Linked DNA regions of Homo sapiens: region 1 is linked to region 2. A link is an interaction called in ENCODE POLR2A ChIA-PET data of the cell type or tissue named here. Cell type or tissue: A673. All regions are shown on one strand.

The links. ChIA-PET counts read pairs that join two places held together with the same protein. Peaks named below come from ENCODE experiments on the same cell type or tissue, not always from the same donor. Only the 100,000 strongest peaks of a DNase experiment are listed, where the experiment ranks them.
Region 1: POLR2A ChIA-PET joins it to region 2 with 7 read pairs; 5 of 35 experiments call an interaction of 5 or more read pairs at or near these places.

The regions. Positions count from the first base shown.
Region 1 is chr19:10,323,370-10,331,369 of GRCh38, reverse strand. It overlaps RAVER1 (ribonucleoprotein, PTB binding 1), which reads left to right. Exons shown (of 13, transcript NM_133452.3): 2 at 844-910; 3 at 2,259-2,728; 4 at 7,804-7,995. Among named protein-coding and RNA genes, the nearest start is that of RAVER1, 6.2 kb to the left of the region's middle. In A673, no CTCF peak of the experiment used is centred here; no DNase peak of the experiment used is centred here.
Region 2 is chr19:10,432,889-10,440,888 of GRCh38, reverse strand. The region is part of intron 1 of PDE4A (phosphodiesterase 4A); the gene reads right to left. Among named protein-coding and RNA genes, the nearest start is that of PDE4A, 16 kb to the right of the region's middle. RefSeq lists enhancers at 4,323-4,392, 4,601-5,100, 7,646-8,000. In A673, a CTCF peak has its summit at 4,250 (motif pointing right); a DNase peak (open chromatin) is centred at 4,278; H3K27ac peaks cover 1,467 bases.

The DNA.
Region 1 (8,000 bases), 110 kb after region 2:
TTTTTTTTTTTTTGAGACGGAGTCTCGCTCTGTCGCCCAGGCTGGACTGCGGACTGCAGTGGCGCAATCTCGGCTCACTGCAAGCTCTGCTTCCCGGGTTCACGCCATTCTCCTGCCTCAGCCTCCCGAGTAGCTGGGAATACAGGCGCCTGCCACCGCGCCCGGCTAATTTTTTTGTATTTTTAGTAGAGACGGGGTTTCACCTTGTTAGCCAGGATGGTCTCGATCTCCTGACCTCGTGATCCACCCGCCTCGGCCTCCCAAAGTGCTGGGATTACAGGCGTGAGCCACCGCGCCCGGCCTTGTTGTTATTGTTGTTGACAGTGTCTCCCTTTGTCACCCAGGCTGGAGTGCAGTGGCACACTGCAACCTCTGCCTCCTGGGTGCAAGCAGTTCTCCTACCTCAGCCTCCCGAGTAGCTAGGATTACAGGTGTGCGCCACCACTCCTGGCTAATTTTTGTATTTTTAGTAGAGACAAGGTTTCACCATGTTGGCCAGGCTGGTCTCGAACTCCTGACCTCAGGTGATTCACCCGCCTCGGCCTCCCAAAATGCTGGGATTATAAGCGTGAGCCACCCCGCCCAGCCAGCTAAAGGTATACCCTCTAAGAGCATGTTGCCTGGGTAATAGCACAGTCTGCAGCTAGGTTCTGAATCCCATCTCTGCCAGGTATGAGCAGAATGACCTTGACAAAATTACTGCATCGAGCCTCAGTTTCCTCATTGGTAAAATGGGGGGTGGTAATTGACCTGCCTTCATAGCTGGTGGCAGCTATGAAGCGGCACTGGGTTGCCCCCTTCCATCTCCAGTAACTCCCTGTCTTTTGTCTTGTATCTCCACAGGAAGTACATGACCTGCTCAGTGACTATGAGCTCAAATACTGTTTTGTGGACAAATACAAAGGGACAGGTTTGTGGGGCCATGGGGCGGGCCAGGGCAGGGAGTGACCATCCCTGAAGATGGGAGGGCCTGGCTCACTGTCTGCTGCTCTGAGCTTCAGGCCCAGTATTGCCCCCCAGGCCAACATGGCAGGTTGCCCCAATCTGCCTGTCATCCTGTCATCTTGGGACAGCCTTCATGTTCTCCTTGGAGAACACTGGGCATCGGGCTGATTCTCTTCCTACTCCACTCGCTTGGCATTGAGCTAATTCTTGACAACGTTTGGCCGTGGGTTCATTCTCTTCTTACCCCTCTTGCCTCACTCAGCCAGTCACCCCTGCTTGTGTGGTCTTTTTTTTTTTTTTTTTGAGATGGAGTCTTGCTCTGTCGCCAGGCTGGAGTGCAGTGGCGCGAGCTCGGCTCGCTGCAACCTCCGCCTCCTGGGTTCAGCCCATTCCCCTGCTTCAGCCTCCCGAGTAGCTGGGATTACAGGCATGTGCCACCATGCCCGGCTAATTTTTGTATTTTTAGTAGAGACAGGGTTTCTACCTGGGTGGGTCCAGGTTAACCAGGTGAGGAGGTGGGGCTCAGTGTTCCATGCTCAAGAAACAGCAGCTGCAAAGGCCCCTCTGGAGTGTGCCTGGCGTGGTCCGGGTGGCAGCGGTGAGATGGGAGGGGAGGTCAGCGAGCCCGCACAGGCTGCACTGCACCCTGCAGCTAGAAGCCACAAGATGGATGTGGCGTGATCGTTTTGAACAAAGCTTCCTGCGGCCGCTGGGTGGATCGCAAATCTGGGGCAGCACGTGGCAGCAGGGTTCAGGGGCACTGGTGGCCTGGAAAGGTGGCAGGGGTGGGCAGTGTGTAGAGTGGGCCTCTGGAGTCCGGCTGCCTGGGTTCAAGTCCAGGCTCCCCTACTCGGGGCACAGGGGTGCTGCTCTGGGCCCGTTTCCTCTCTGGCAAAATGGTGATTGTGATGATTAAGTTATATCCATTTGAGAGATGAGGAAACTGATACCCCCAAAGCCACCTGGGGCTTGGGGCTTAAATCTGGGCCCCAGTGAGCATGGGCTTAACCACTGCCCTTGGTATCACCCGAGTGACCCACAGCGTTCTTAGGACAGAGCCAGGCCCACAGTTGGTGAGCGCTGCTGTGGGTGCAGGTGGACGCAGGGCTGGGAGAGGGAGTGGGCTTCGTGGAGCCTAGAGTCAATGGCAGGCGCTCTCGCCTGTGTGAGTCGCCAAGGCTGGCAACTGCTCAGATCAGCAGGCACCTGAGATGCCCAGCATTTGGAGGTCCCACCTGGTTTGCAGGGTGGCGGGGTGGAGGGGCAGGCCCTCAGGGCCCGGCTGACCTCGCACTGCCCTCCTCCCACCGCAGCCTTCGTGACCCTGCTGAATGGGGAGCAGGCCGAGGCCGCAATCAATGCTTTCCACCAGAGCCGCCTGCGGGAGCGTGAACTGTCGGTGCAGCTGCAGCCCACGGATGCCCTGCTGTGTGTGGCCAACCTGCCCCCCAGCCTCACACAGCAGCAGTTCGAGGAGCTGGTGCGGCCCTTCGGCAGCCTGGAGCGCTGCTTCCTGGTCTACAGTGAGCGCACTGGCCAATCCAAGGGCTATGGCTTTGCTGAGTACATGAAGAAGGACTCGGCTGCCCGTGCCAAGTCGGACCTGCTGGGCAAGCCGCTGGGACCACGCACCCTCTACGTGCACTGGACGGATGCCGGGCAACTGACGCCTGCCCTTCTCCACTCCCGCTGCCTCTGTGTGGACCGCCTGCCACCTGGCTTCAACGATGTGGACGCTCTGTGCCGGGCGCTGTCAGCTGTCCACAGCCCCACCTTCTGCCAGGTGAGCCCTGTGGAGAGCATTGGGGAGCAGGTGCCAGGCCCGGAGCACCTGAGAGAGTCTTTGGAGTCATCTGCCTTTTCTTTTTTTTTTTTGAGACAGTCTCACTTTGTCACCCATGCTGGAGTGCAGTGATACAATCTCAGTTCACTGCAACCTCCGCCTCTTTGGTTCAAGCAATTCTCTTGCCTTAACCTCCAGAGTAGCTGGGATTATAGGCGCCCCGCCCCCATGCCTGGATAATTTTTATATTTTTAGTAGAGATGGGGTTTTGCCATGTTGGCCAGGATAGTCTTGAACTCCTGGCCTCAGGTGATCCTCCCAAAGTGCTGGGATTACATGCGTGAGCCACCACACCTGGCCAGGGGATTTGAATCCCTCTGCAGCCTCAGGCCTCACTGTCCCTCTATCAGATGCATGCAAGGCCACTCTTGTAACTATGGATCTCGAGGCTTGCTCACCACTCACCTCCTCATTCGCTGGTACCCTCGTCAAACCTCCCATGGGGTCCCAGACCTGGACCAGGCATTGAGGAGGCTGCAGAGGAGCCCACAGTCTATTTGAGCCTTGAGGTCAGAGACTGAGGCTTTGCCAGATCCCAGCCCCGCCCTCGAGCTCGGGCCAGTCACTGGCTCTCTGATCTGCAGTTTCCCTCCTCCATAAGCAGGGACTCAATACTTGCACAATGGGTTGGCAAAACAGTCCCTTGTTCATTCAAGCCACACATGCCAGGCACTTCTGTGTGTGTGCCTCGCCCTGTAACAGGTGCAGTGGGGCGAGAACAGGCCAGACTCACTCTCTAAGAGCCCCCAGAAGGTCTTGATCCCCAGAGATCCCAAAGGGGACATTCCCCCAGCACTCGCTGTGGACTCTGAGTACGTAACCTTCAGTTGCTTCATCCTGTAGCAACCCTGAGAGGCAGGTATCACTCCCATTTTCAGGTGAGGATACCAAGGCACAGAGGGGTCAAGTAACTTGCCTAGAGTTAAACAGCCAGGGTCTGGCAGAGCTGGGATCAGAACACCGCAGCCTAGCTCCAGAGCTTGGGCCAGTGAGCGGAGGCCAGTGCAGAGGCTTAAAAGGGGTAGGCCTGGCCAGGTGCAGTGACTCACACCTGTAACCCTAACACTTTGGGAGGCTGAGGCGGGCGGATCCCTCGAGCCCAGGAGTTCGAGACCAGCCTGGGCAATATGGTGAAATCCTCTCTATACAAAAATTAGATAGGTATGATGGTGTGCCTGTAGTCCCAGCTACTCAGGAGGCTGAGGTGGGAGGATTGCCTGATTCTGGGAGTCCGAGGCTGCAGTGAGCCATGATCGCACCACAGCACCATGACACTACAGCCTGAGCAACAGAGCTAGACCCTTATCTCAAAAACAGAGAGACAGTCCTGGGCTCGGACCCCCAGCTCTGTGGGCTTGAGTGGGTCCCTCTCGTGTAAGTGGGGTATTGGTGCCCCATTTAAACTAGGTGTCTGTTGGGAGGCAGAGGCAGGAGGATCACTCGAGACCAGGAGTTCAAGACTAGCCTGGGCAAGATAGTGGGACACCATCTCTATATTTAAAACAAGAAACAGGCTGGGTGAGGTGGCTCATGCATGTAATCCCAGCACTTTGAGAGGCCGAGGCAGGTGGATCACTTGAGGTCAAGAGTTCAAGACCAGCCTGGCCAACATGGTGAAACCCTGTCTCTACTAAAAATACAAAAAAAATTAGCCAGGTGTGGTGGTGCAGGCCTGTAATCCCAGCTACTCAGGAGGCTGAGGCAGGAGAATCGCTTGTACCTGGGAGGTGGAGGTTGCAGTGAGCTGAGATCACGCCACTGTACTCCAGCCTGGGTGACAAAGCAACACTGCATCTCAAAAACAGAAAAAAAAAAAAAAAAAAAAACAGGCCAGGCGCAGTGGCTCACGCTTGTAATGCCAGCTCTTTGGAGGCCGAGACGGACGGATCACCTGAGGTCAGGAGTTTGAGACCAGCCTGACAAACATGGAGAAATCCCGTCTCTACTAAAAATACAACAAAAAAAAAAAGGTAGCCAGGCATGGCGCCACGCGCCTGTAATCTCAGCTACTCAGGAGGCTGAGACAGGAGAATTGCTTGAACCCAGAAGACTGCGGTTGCGGTTAGTGGAGATCGTGCCGCTGCACTCCAGCCTGGGCGACAGAGCGAGACTCCGTCTCAAAGAAACAAAAAAAACAAAAACTGAGTATCCATGAGCCACGGGAACCCCCTCTCTGTTTACTTATCATTCATCCATTCTGCTGCTTTCTCTTGGACACCTGCTACGTACCAGGCCTGCTATGTACCAGGCCGCCTGTGCGGGCTCAGGACAGAAGATGAGTTAGCACAATGGCCTCACCTTTCTTTTATTTTATTTTATATTTTTTTAAGACAGAGTCTTGCTCTGTCACCCAGTCTGGAGTGCAGGGGCGCGATCTTGGCTCACTGCATCCTCCGCCTCCTGGGTTCAAGTGATTCTCCAGCTTCAGCCTCCCGAGTAGCTGGGATGACAGCGCCTGACACCACACCCAGCTAATTTTTGTGTTTTTAATAGAGATGGGGTTTCGCCGTGTTGGCCAGGCTGGTCTTGAACTCCTGACTTCAGGTGATACACCTGCCTCGGCCTCCCCAAGTGCTGAGATTACAGGTGTGAGCCACTGCGCTGGCCTGGCCTTACCTTCTTATGTGGAGATCAAAGGTCACAGGGTCATGACCAGCTACAGGTACTCTCCTAGCCTGTTTCCACATCTCAAAATGGGGCTGGCAGTGCTTCATGATCAGGTTGTTGTGAACAGCTGCCCATTCATTCCTCCACTCGAACATTCACTAAACTTAATTTTTTTTTTTTTTGAGACAGGTTCTCAATCACCCAGGCTGGAGGAGTACACTCCGGCCTCGACCTCCTGGGTTCAAGAAATCCTCCTACCTTGGCCTCCCATGTAGCTGGGGAACTACAGGAATGCATCACCATGCCCAGCTGATTTTTAAAATTTTATGTAGAGGCCGGGCACAGTGGCTCATGCCTGTAATCCCAGCACTTTGGGAGGCTGCGGCGGGCAGATCACTTGAGGTCAGGAGTTCGAAACCAGCCTGGCCAACATGGTAAAACCCTGTCTCATGGCACGGTGGCTCACGCCTGTAATCCCAGCACTTTGGGAGGCCGAGGTGGGTGCATCACGAGGTCTGGAGATCGAGGCCATCCTGGCTAACATGGTGAAACCCTATCTCCATTAAAAATACAAAAAAAAAAATTAGCTGGGTGTGGTGGCATGTGCCTGTGGTCCCAGCTATTTGGGAGGCTGAGGCAGAAGAATCACCTGAACCTGGGAGACAGAGGTTGTGGTGAGCCAAGATCCCACTACTGCATTCCAGTCTGGGTGGCAGAGCGAGACTCCGTCTCAAAAAAAACAAAACAAAAAACAAAAACCCTGTCTCTATTAAAAATAGAAAAAAAATTAGCCAGGCGTGGTGGTAGGTGCCTTTAATCCCAGCTACTCGGGAAGCTGAGGCAGGAGAATTGATTGAACCAGGGAGGTGGAGGTTGCAGTGAGCCAAGATCATGCCACCGCACTCCAGCCTGGGCAACAGAGCGAGACTCCCTCAAAAAAAAAAAAAATTATGTGAAGATGGGGTCTCCCTATGTTGCCCAGGCTGGTCTGAAACTCCTGTGCTCAAACGATCCTCCTGCCTTTGCCTCCCAAAGAGCTGGGATTATAGATTCGAGCCACTGGGCCTGGTCTCACCAAACATTTGTTGAGCATCTGATGAGTAGCAGGCGTTGAAGTGATGTCCTCCGAGGAGCCCACCTTTAATGTTAGGTGACCCAGCTGAATGGAGGGTGGGCTTGACAGTGAAGCAGCTTGAGGTTCACACATCAGTCCCTCGACTTAGGAATTGTGTGGCCTTGATCACTCTGTGACCCCTCTGAGTCTCTCTCTGTTCATCCCTAAGATGGGTGTGTTTATGGCCGGGCACAGTGGCTCACGCCTGTAATCCAGCACTTTGGGAGGCCAAGGCAGGCGGATCGCTTGAGGTCAGGAGTTCAAGACCAGCCTTGCCGACATGGTGAAACCTCATTTCTACTAAAAATACAAAAATTAGCTGGGCGTGGTGGTGCACACCTGTAATCCCAGCTACCAGGAGGCTGAGGCAGGAGAATCACTTGAACCCAGGAGGTGGAGGTTACGGTAAGCTAAGTTCACATCACTGCACTCCGGGGTGACAGAGCAAGACTCTGTCTCAAAAAAAACAAAACAAAACAAAAGCCGACAGGTTTGGTTATGGGAGATCTGTGCCCAGACCTTGGCACAGGGCGTGGGCAGAGGTGAAGGGCTGCTACCTGCACCTTTGCTGCCCGGGCATTCAGCAAGTGCCGGTGCCCAGCCCAACCACTTCCCTTAGCACTGCTACCTGGCTTGGCCACTGTCTGGAACGAGAGCCCTTCCTTCCCCACCCGTTGCTGATTATCTCTTTTTTTTTTTTTTTTTTGAGATGGAGTTTTGCTCTTGTTGCCCAGGCTGGAGTGCAGTGGCGCGATCTCGGCCCACCGCAACCTCTGCCTCACAGGTTCAAGTGACTCTCTTGCCTCTGCCTCAGCCTCCCAAGTAGCTGGGAATACAGGCATGTGCCACCACGCCTGGCTAATTTTGTATTTTTAGTAGAGACGGGGTTTCTCCATGTTGGTCAGGCTGGTCTCGAACTCCCGACCTCAGGTTATCTGCCCGCCTCGGCCTCCCAAAGTGCTGGGATTACAGGTGTGAGCCACCGCATCCGCCCGTGGCCTTGGCTTTGTTGGTGAGGTGGCTCCCAGCTCCGCCCTCCCTCCAGCTGTGTGGCCTTGGGTGCGCTGACCTCTCCGTGCCTCAGTTGCCTTCTCTGAGAAATGGGTATGATGCAGCCTCCCAGGGTCATTGGGAAAATCAGATGAGCTGATGCAGGAATGAGGCACAGGGCAGTGGAGGCCTGGCGTGGAGTTCACCCTTATGGGGCAGCTGAGTCTGGTTACGGTTGTCACTTCCCGGGGTGGTGCAGTCACTGCTGCCCAGATGCTCATGACTGCCTGCCTTCCTCCGGCAGCTGGCGTGCGGCCAGGATGGGCAGCTGAAGGGCTTCGCGGTGCTGGAGTATGAGACGGCTGAGATGGCGGAGGAGGCACAGCAGCAGGCGGACGGCCTGTCCCTGGGGGGCAGCCACCTGCGAGTCTCCTTCTGCGCCCCTGGGCCCCCCGGCCGCAGTATGCTGGCCGCTCTCATCGCTGCCCAGGCCACGGTGAG
Region 2 (8,000 bases):
TGGTGGCTCACGCCTGTAATCCCAGCACTTTGGGAGGCCGAGGTGGGTGGATCACGAGGTCAGGAGATCGAGCCCATCCTGGCTAACACAGTGAAAACCCTGTCTCTACTAAACATACAAAAATTAGCCGGGCGTGGTGCCATGTGCCTGTAATCCCAGCTACTGGGGAGGCTAAAACACGAGAACTGCTTGAACCCGGAAGGTGGAGGTTGCAGTGAGCTGAGATCGCGACATTGCACTTCAGCCTGGATGACAGAGCGAGACTCTGTCTCAAAAAATACATAAATAAATAAAATAATTAGCCAGGCATGGCGGCTCTCACCTGTAATCCCAGCTACTAGAGAGACTGAGGTGGGAGAATCACTTAAACCCGGGAGGCAGAGATTGCAGTGAGCTGACATCGTGCCACTGCACACCAGCCTGGGCAACAGAGTGAGACCCTGTCTCAAAATAATAAATAATAAATTGTAAATAATTTGACTTAATAGGCAAATGACTTGAATAGGCATATCTGCAGAAAAGATATTAAAACAGCCAATAAACATATGAAAAAAAATCCTTAACATCACTCATCAGGGAAACGCAAATCAAAAGAAAGAGATACAGGTCTGGTGAGGTGGCTCATGCCTGTAATCCCAGCGCTTTGGGAGGCAAGGTGGGTGAATCACTTGAGGTCAGGAGTTTGAGACCAGCCTGGCCAACATACCGAAACCCTGTCTCTACTAGAAATACAAAAATTAGCTAGGTGTGGTGGTGGGTGCCTATAATCCCAGGTACTTGGGAGGCTGAGGCAGGAGAATTGCTTGAACCCGGGTGGCAGAGGCTGCAGTGAACCAAGATCACGCCACTGCACTCCAGCCTGGGTGACAAAGCAAGACTCCGTCTCAAAAAAAAAAAAAAAAAAAAGGAGATACCATGTCACGCCTATTAGGATGGTTCCTGAAGGGCCTTTTACTTTTGAAGATCTTAGGGTTCCTCCATCCCCTGCATGCAATGCCAAGGAGGGTATTTTGGGGACAGCTGTGTCCTGAGCCACCTTCTCTCCAGGATGCCACTTGTAACTGGCCTTTACCCGTGTCCTGTTTCCCAGTTGCTCTCCCCTCCAGACAGCTGGTCTCTTCACTCCAAGAGAAGGGACTGTGGAGCCAGGAGGCACTCCTACCTCCATCCACCCCGTCTCTCAGCCTCTGACCCGCCTCCTGGGCCTCAGATTTGAGTTCCAGAGACAGACCTTATTGAAGGCCTGGACTCTTCGCATCCCTGAGGTCACAACACCTCCTCTCTCACCTGCTGCACTCTCCATTCCAACCAGGTCTCTCTGCTGCTCCGATTCCTCCCCACTCACAAACAATCCATTCCTACCTGCTGTTGAGAGAACCACTGTAACCCCAATCAAAAATGTTTGTAGGCCAGGTGCGGTGGCTCACGCCTGTAATCCCAGCATTTTGGGAGGCCGAGGCGGGCAGATTACCTGAGGTCCAGAGTTCGAGACCAGCCTGGCCAACACGGTGAAACCCAATCTCTACTAAAAATACAAAAATCAGGTGGGCGTGGTGGCAGGCACCTGTAGTCCCAGCTACTCGGGAGGCTGCAGCCAGATAATTGCTTGAACCCGGGAGACGGAGGTTGCAGTGAACCGAGATCACACCACTGTACTCCAGCCTGGCCGACAGAATGAGACTCTGTCAGAAACCAACCAAACAAACAAACAAAAAACCCTCAAAACAAACAAACACGTAGAATCACCACACAACCGCGCAATCCCACTCCTAGGTCTATCCCCAAAAGAATTGAAAGTGGGGATCTCAAACAGATACATGTACACCCATGTTCACAGCAGCGTAATTCACGATGGCCAAAAGGTAGAAGTGACTGACGTGTCCATCAACAGATGAATGGATCAACAAAATGTGTTATATCCATTGAATGGAATAGAATTCAGCCTTAAAAAGGAAAGGAATTCTGACACAGGCTACAACATGGATGAACCCTGAAAACATTATGCTCAGTGACCCAGCACTTTGGTAGGATGAGGTGGGCGGATCACCTGAGGTTGGGAGTTCGAGACCAGCCTGACCAACATGGAGAAACCCTGTCTCTACTAAAAATACAAAATTAGCCGGGCGTGGTGGCACATGCCTGTAATCCCAGCTACTCGGAGGCTGAGGCAGGAGAATCACTTGAACCTGGGAGGTGGAGGTTGCAGTGAGCCGAGATTGGGACATTGCATTCCAGCTTGGGCAATAAGAGTGAAACTCTGTCTCAAAAACAAACAAACAAACAAAAAAACATTATGCTCAGTAAAATAAGCCAGTCAGAAAAAGACAAATAGTGCACAGGAAATTCCACTTATATGAGGTCCCTGGAGTACTCAAACTCAGAGACAGAAAGTAGAAGAGTGGGTGCCAGCGGCTGGGGGAGATAGGGAAATGGTGTGTTTGTGCTTAAAGTTTCAGTCTGAGAACATTAAAAAGTCCTGGCCAGGTGTGGTGGCTCACGCCTGTAATCCCAGCACTTTGGCAGGCGGAGGCGGGCGGATCACAAGGTCAGGAGAGCGAGACCATCCCGGCCAACATGATGAAACCCCGTCTCTAATAAAAATACAAAAATTAGCTGGGTGTGGTGGTGCGTGCCTGTAATCCAAGCTACTCAGGAGGCTGAGGCACGAGAATCGCTTGAACCCGGGAGGCGAAGGTTGCAGTGAGCCGAGATTGCGCCACTGCACTCCAGCCTGGCGACAGAGCGAGACTCCGTCTCAAAAAAAAAAAAAAAGTCTTGGAGGCTGGGTGAAGTGGCTCACATCTGTAATCCCAGCACTTTGGGAGGCCCACGCGGGAGGATTGCTTGAGCCCAGGAGTTCAACACCAGCCTGGGAAACATGGCAAGGCCCTATCTCTACAAAAAATGAAAAAAATTAGCAAGGCATGATGATGGTGTGCGCCTGTGGTCCCAGCTACTCAGGAGGCTGAGGTGGGAGGATCACCTGAGCCCTGGAGGTATAGACTGCAGTGAGCAGTGATGATGCCACTGCACTCCAGCCTGGGTGATAGAGTGAGACCCTGTCTCAAAAAAAAAAAAAAACAGTCCTGGAGATGGATGGTGGTGATGGTTGCACAACAATGTGAATGTACTTAATGCCACTGAACTATACACTCGAAAATGGATAAAATGGGCCAAGCAGAATGGCTCATTCCTATAATCACAGCACTTTGAGAAGCTGAGGTGGGAGGATCACTTAAGTCCAGGAGTTTGAGACCAGCCTGGGCAACATAGCAAGACCCTGTCTCTACAAAAAATTTAAGTTAGCTGAGCATGGTGGTGCATGTGTATAGTCCCAGCTACTCAAGAGGCTGATGCAAGATGATTGCTTGAGACCAGGATTTGGAGGCTGCAGTGAGCTGTGATCATGCCACTGCACTCCAGACTGGGTGATACAGTGAGACCCTATCTCAAAAAAAAAAGAAAAAGGCCGGGCACGGTGGCTTACGCCTGTAATCCCAACACTTTGGGAGGCCAAGGCGGGCAGATCATGAGATCAGGAGTTCGAGACCAGCCTGACCAACATGGTGAAACCCCGTCTCTACTAAAAATACAAAAATTAGCTTGGCGTGCTGGTGTGCGCCTGTGATCTCAGCTACTCAGGAGGCTGAGGCAGGAGAATCACTTGATCCTGGGAGGTGGAGATTGCAGTGAGCCAAGATCGAGCCACTGCACTGCAGCCTAGGGGATAGTCTCAAAAAACAAACAAACAAAAAAAGCCACTCTTAAGGTTCTTAAGGTGAGATAATCATAGATCATCAGCTTGGACCTTTGATGATAATGTCCATTTATTTATTTATTTATTTATTTTTGAGATGGAGTCTCACTCTGTCACCCAGGCTGGAGTGTAGTGATGTGATCTCAGCTCACTGCAACCTCTGCTGCCGGGCTCAAGCAATTCTCCTGACTCAGTCTCTCGAGTAGCTGGGACTACAGGTGTGCGCCACTACACCTGGCTAATTTTTGTATTTTTAGTAGAGACGGGTTTCACCATGTTGGCCAGGCCAGTCTCGAACTCCTGACCTCAGGTGATCCACCCGCCTCAGCCTCCCAGTGTGCTGGGATTACAGGCGTGAGCCACTGCACCCAGCCAATAGTGTCCATTTGTTGAGCACCTGCTGTGTCCTGGGTGCCAGGTTAGATCCTTTCAGGCATACAGTAATAATAACAAGACATTTATTGAATGCTTGCTGTGTGCCTGGCATTATGAAAGTGCTTTATACACATTAACCGACAGAGGGCTCCAACCCACTCTATAAGTTAACATATAGGTCCTGGTTTTTGTTGTTTTTTTGAGACGGAGTTTCGCTCTTATTGCCTAGGCTGTAGTGCAGTGGCGCCATCTCGGCTCACTGCAACCTCCGCCTCTCAGGTTCAAGAGATTCTCTTGCCTCAGCCTCCCGAGTAGCTGGGATTACAGGCATGTATCACCATGCCCGGCTAATTTTGTATTTTTAGTAGAGACGGGGTTTCTCCATGTTGGTCAGGCTGGTCTTGAACTCCCGATCTCAGGTGATCCACCTGCCTCGGCCTCCCAAAGTGCTGGGATTACAGGTGTGAGCTACTGCGCCTGGCAACATATAAGTCCTGTTAACATTCCCATGGCATAAGGAGACAAGGGGTTGGTGGCTTCATTGTCTGAGAACTGTGTCCTGTCTCCTAAGGTGGATTTTTTTTCAGCTCCAGAGAAGGCGAGAGGAACATAGCTACACACCTCCAACTCCCCGGCCTAGGATTTAAGCTGCAGTTTAGGATGGTGAGACTCTGTTCCCAAGCAGGTGCCCAGCTAGCACATCCTGGCACATCCACCAGCCCCAAGGGACTCAGCTCACGTCAGCAGGAGCCCAGAGGCCTGGATGGGAAGAGGACACTCCCTGGGGCCCTGCTGTTTCTGTTTCAAGACCCGATGTCCCCTGGGCTGAGGGAGGACAGAGGGGAGGGGACAGGGCTATAGAACTGCTGCCTGGGAGCTGGTGGGGATAGGGGAGAGTCAGGGCCAGTGATGCCCCAGAATCAGATCCCTGAGCCATGGAGAGTCACCCCTCCCTGGCTTGCCACTGACTGCTCAGGGTGGCCCAAAGTTAGGCCAGAGGCCACTCCAGCAACATCCCCATGGGACCCAAGGTTGCAACCCAGACACAGGGGTAGCTGCCAGCCTTACATCACAGCCACATGCCCAGACGCTCCATTGGAGGTGAAGTGACCCGCCCAAGACTCCCTCTTAGGCAGGCTAATCATTGTTTTTTGTTTGTTTGTTTGTGTGTGTGTGTGTGTGTGTGTGTGTGTGTTGATACAGGGTCTTGCTCTGTCACCCAGACTGCAGTGCAGTGGGGCGATCATGGTTCACTGCAGCCTCAGCCTCCCAGGCTCAAGCGATCCTCCCACCTCAGCCTCCTGAGTAGCTGGAACCACAGGCGCACACCACCACACCCAGCTAATTTTTTTTTTTAAGCAGAAATGGGGTTTCACCATGTTGCCCAGGCTGGTCTTGAACTCCTAGACTCAAGCAATCTGCTTCCCAAAGTCTCGCCCTCTCAAAATGCTGGGTTTATAGGCATGACCACTGCATCTGGCCTCAGGCTGATCATTTGGTGACACTTTCAGATGAAGTTGCTACCTGTTTCCCCCTCCACGTGGCCCCTAGGCCTTCCCACCAGGGCTTTTGGGAGCATGAAATTGGGCTTGTTGAGGGCTATGCAGCCCAGGGAGAGTCTAGGCCTTGGGGGATGACTACTGCAGGGACTGACGGGACACAAACAAGCTAGGGAGCGGGGGCGGGGGAAACGAACACATTGGTAAAGATTATAATAACAAGAACTATGGCCAGGCGCCGTGGCTCATGCCTGTTGGAGCATCGCTTGAGCCTGGGAAGCAGAGGTTGCAGAGAGCAGAGATGATACCACTGCATCCCAGCCTGGATGATAGAGATGCTGTCTCAAAAAAAAAAAAAAAAAAAAAAAGCTGGGCACAGTGGCTCATGCCTGTAATCCCAGCACTTTGGGAGGCCAAGGCGGGCAGATCACTTGAGGTCAGCAGTTCGAGACCAGCCTGGCCAACATGGGGAAACCTGTCTCTACTAAAAATATAAAAATTAGCCAGGCGTGGTGGCGGGGCGCTTGTAATCCTAGCTACTTGGGAGTCTGAGGCAGGAGAATTGGTTGAACCCAGGAGGCACAGATTGCAGTGAGGCAAGATCGCACCACTGCACTCCAGCCTGGGTGACAGAGTGAGACTCCATCTCAAGAAAGAAAAAAAAAACAAACTTATGTGAAGACCACATGCTAGGCATTGTGCTATACTGTAACATGCATTAATGCTCCATTTTCCAGACAAAGAAACTGAGGCCAGGCACGGTGGCTCACGTCTGTAATCCCAGCACTTTGGGAGGCCAAGGTGGATGGATCACTTAGGGCCAGGAGTTTGAGATCAGCCTGGCCACCATAGAGAAACCCCATCTAAACTAAAAATACAAAAAAATTAGCTGGGCTATGGTGGCATACACCTGTAATGCCAGCTACTTGGGAGGCTGAGGCACAAGAATTGCTTGAACCCGGGAGGCAGAGGTTGCATTGAGCCAAGATCACTCCACTGCACTCCAGCCTGGGTGACAGAGCGAGACCCTGAAAAAAAAAAAAAGGAAGAAAGAGAGAAAGAAGGAAAGAAGGAAAGGAAGAAAGAAAGGAAGGAAGGAAGGAAGAAAGAAAGAAACTGAGGCACATAAAGGATAAATACTATGGTTATTAGTAGCAGAGCATGGATTTCTTTTAAAATTTATTTATTTTGTAGAGATGAGGTTTTACTATGTTGCCCAGGCTGGTCTCAAACTCCTGGGCTCAAGCCATCCTCCCACCTCAGCCTCCCAAAGTGCTGGGATTACAGGCATGAGCCACCACGCCCGGCCTAGAATGTGGATTTGAACCCAGGCAGCTGAGCTACAAAGCTGCGACGAGTGTCTTCCCCCGGGGCGCACAGGGCAGGCAGGCCTGGTGTCTCCCCCGGCTCCCCGTGCTTTTCCACCTGACTCACTTGTAGGTGGTGCCAGGCAGCCTTTATGGAAAGGCCTGGCATTTGCTTTGTGAAGGTCACATGGAGGTTGAAGGCGGGTGCTGGTGTGTGTCTCCCAGGCAGGCGCGTAGTGCCAGGTGACACAGCTCTTTGGGGGGCTGAGTATGTAAGAGACTGGGGGAGAGGGAGGTCTGTGTGCCCCCGGGCATCACACATAGACATCTCTGTGGCATCGCACATCTGCCTGTGTGAGCAGGGGCTGGGTGCTCATGGGTGCCTGTGTGCATCTCTGTGTCTTTATCTGTGTATTTCTGAGTCTGGGTGACTTTATGAGACCGTGTCGCACTGATACTGTGACAGTCCCTGACCCCTGTGTGGGCACGGGGTGCGTTCCTGTGTGTATCTGGTGCAGGTGGGAGTACAGCATACAGGAACATGTGTGGGCCCTGGGTGTGTATTTTTGTGAGAATGTGTCTCACCAAAATACAGTGTCCCCCACTGTGGAGGAACGCAGTGTAGACGAGGATGTGCGAGGGCTGGGCCAGGGTTGCTGTGGTCTGTGTGTCACCTGTGTGTGGCCATGAGTCAACTGCAGGGTCCTCTTGGTGCAGCCAGGAGACCCATACCTAGTACGGTAAACACCAGGTGACCCGGATTGCCCTGTGTGCGGCCCTGTGTGTGTGTCTGTGTTAGAGACCATGGAGCAGGAAAGCAAGAACAAGGCTAGAAACCCCTGAGAATTCTGAGAACTTAAAGGCCACTCACAGCCCCAGCTCAGTCCAGCCTATTCTAAACACCCTCCATGAGACCCAGAATCTCCCCTCCCCACCCCCAACCCAGCTTGGTTTTCAGCCTGGCAGCTCCAGCATGAGAGGGGGTGGGGAAGGTAAGGCTGGAGACACTGAGCCAGGCAGGGACTTAGGGATCTGGTTCTAGGCCAGTGGCCTGGGAGTGGA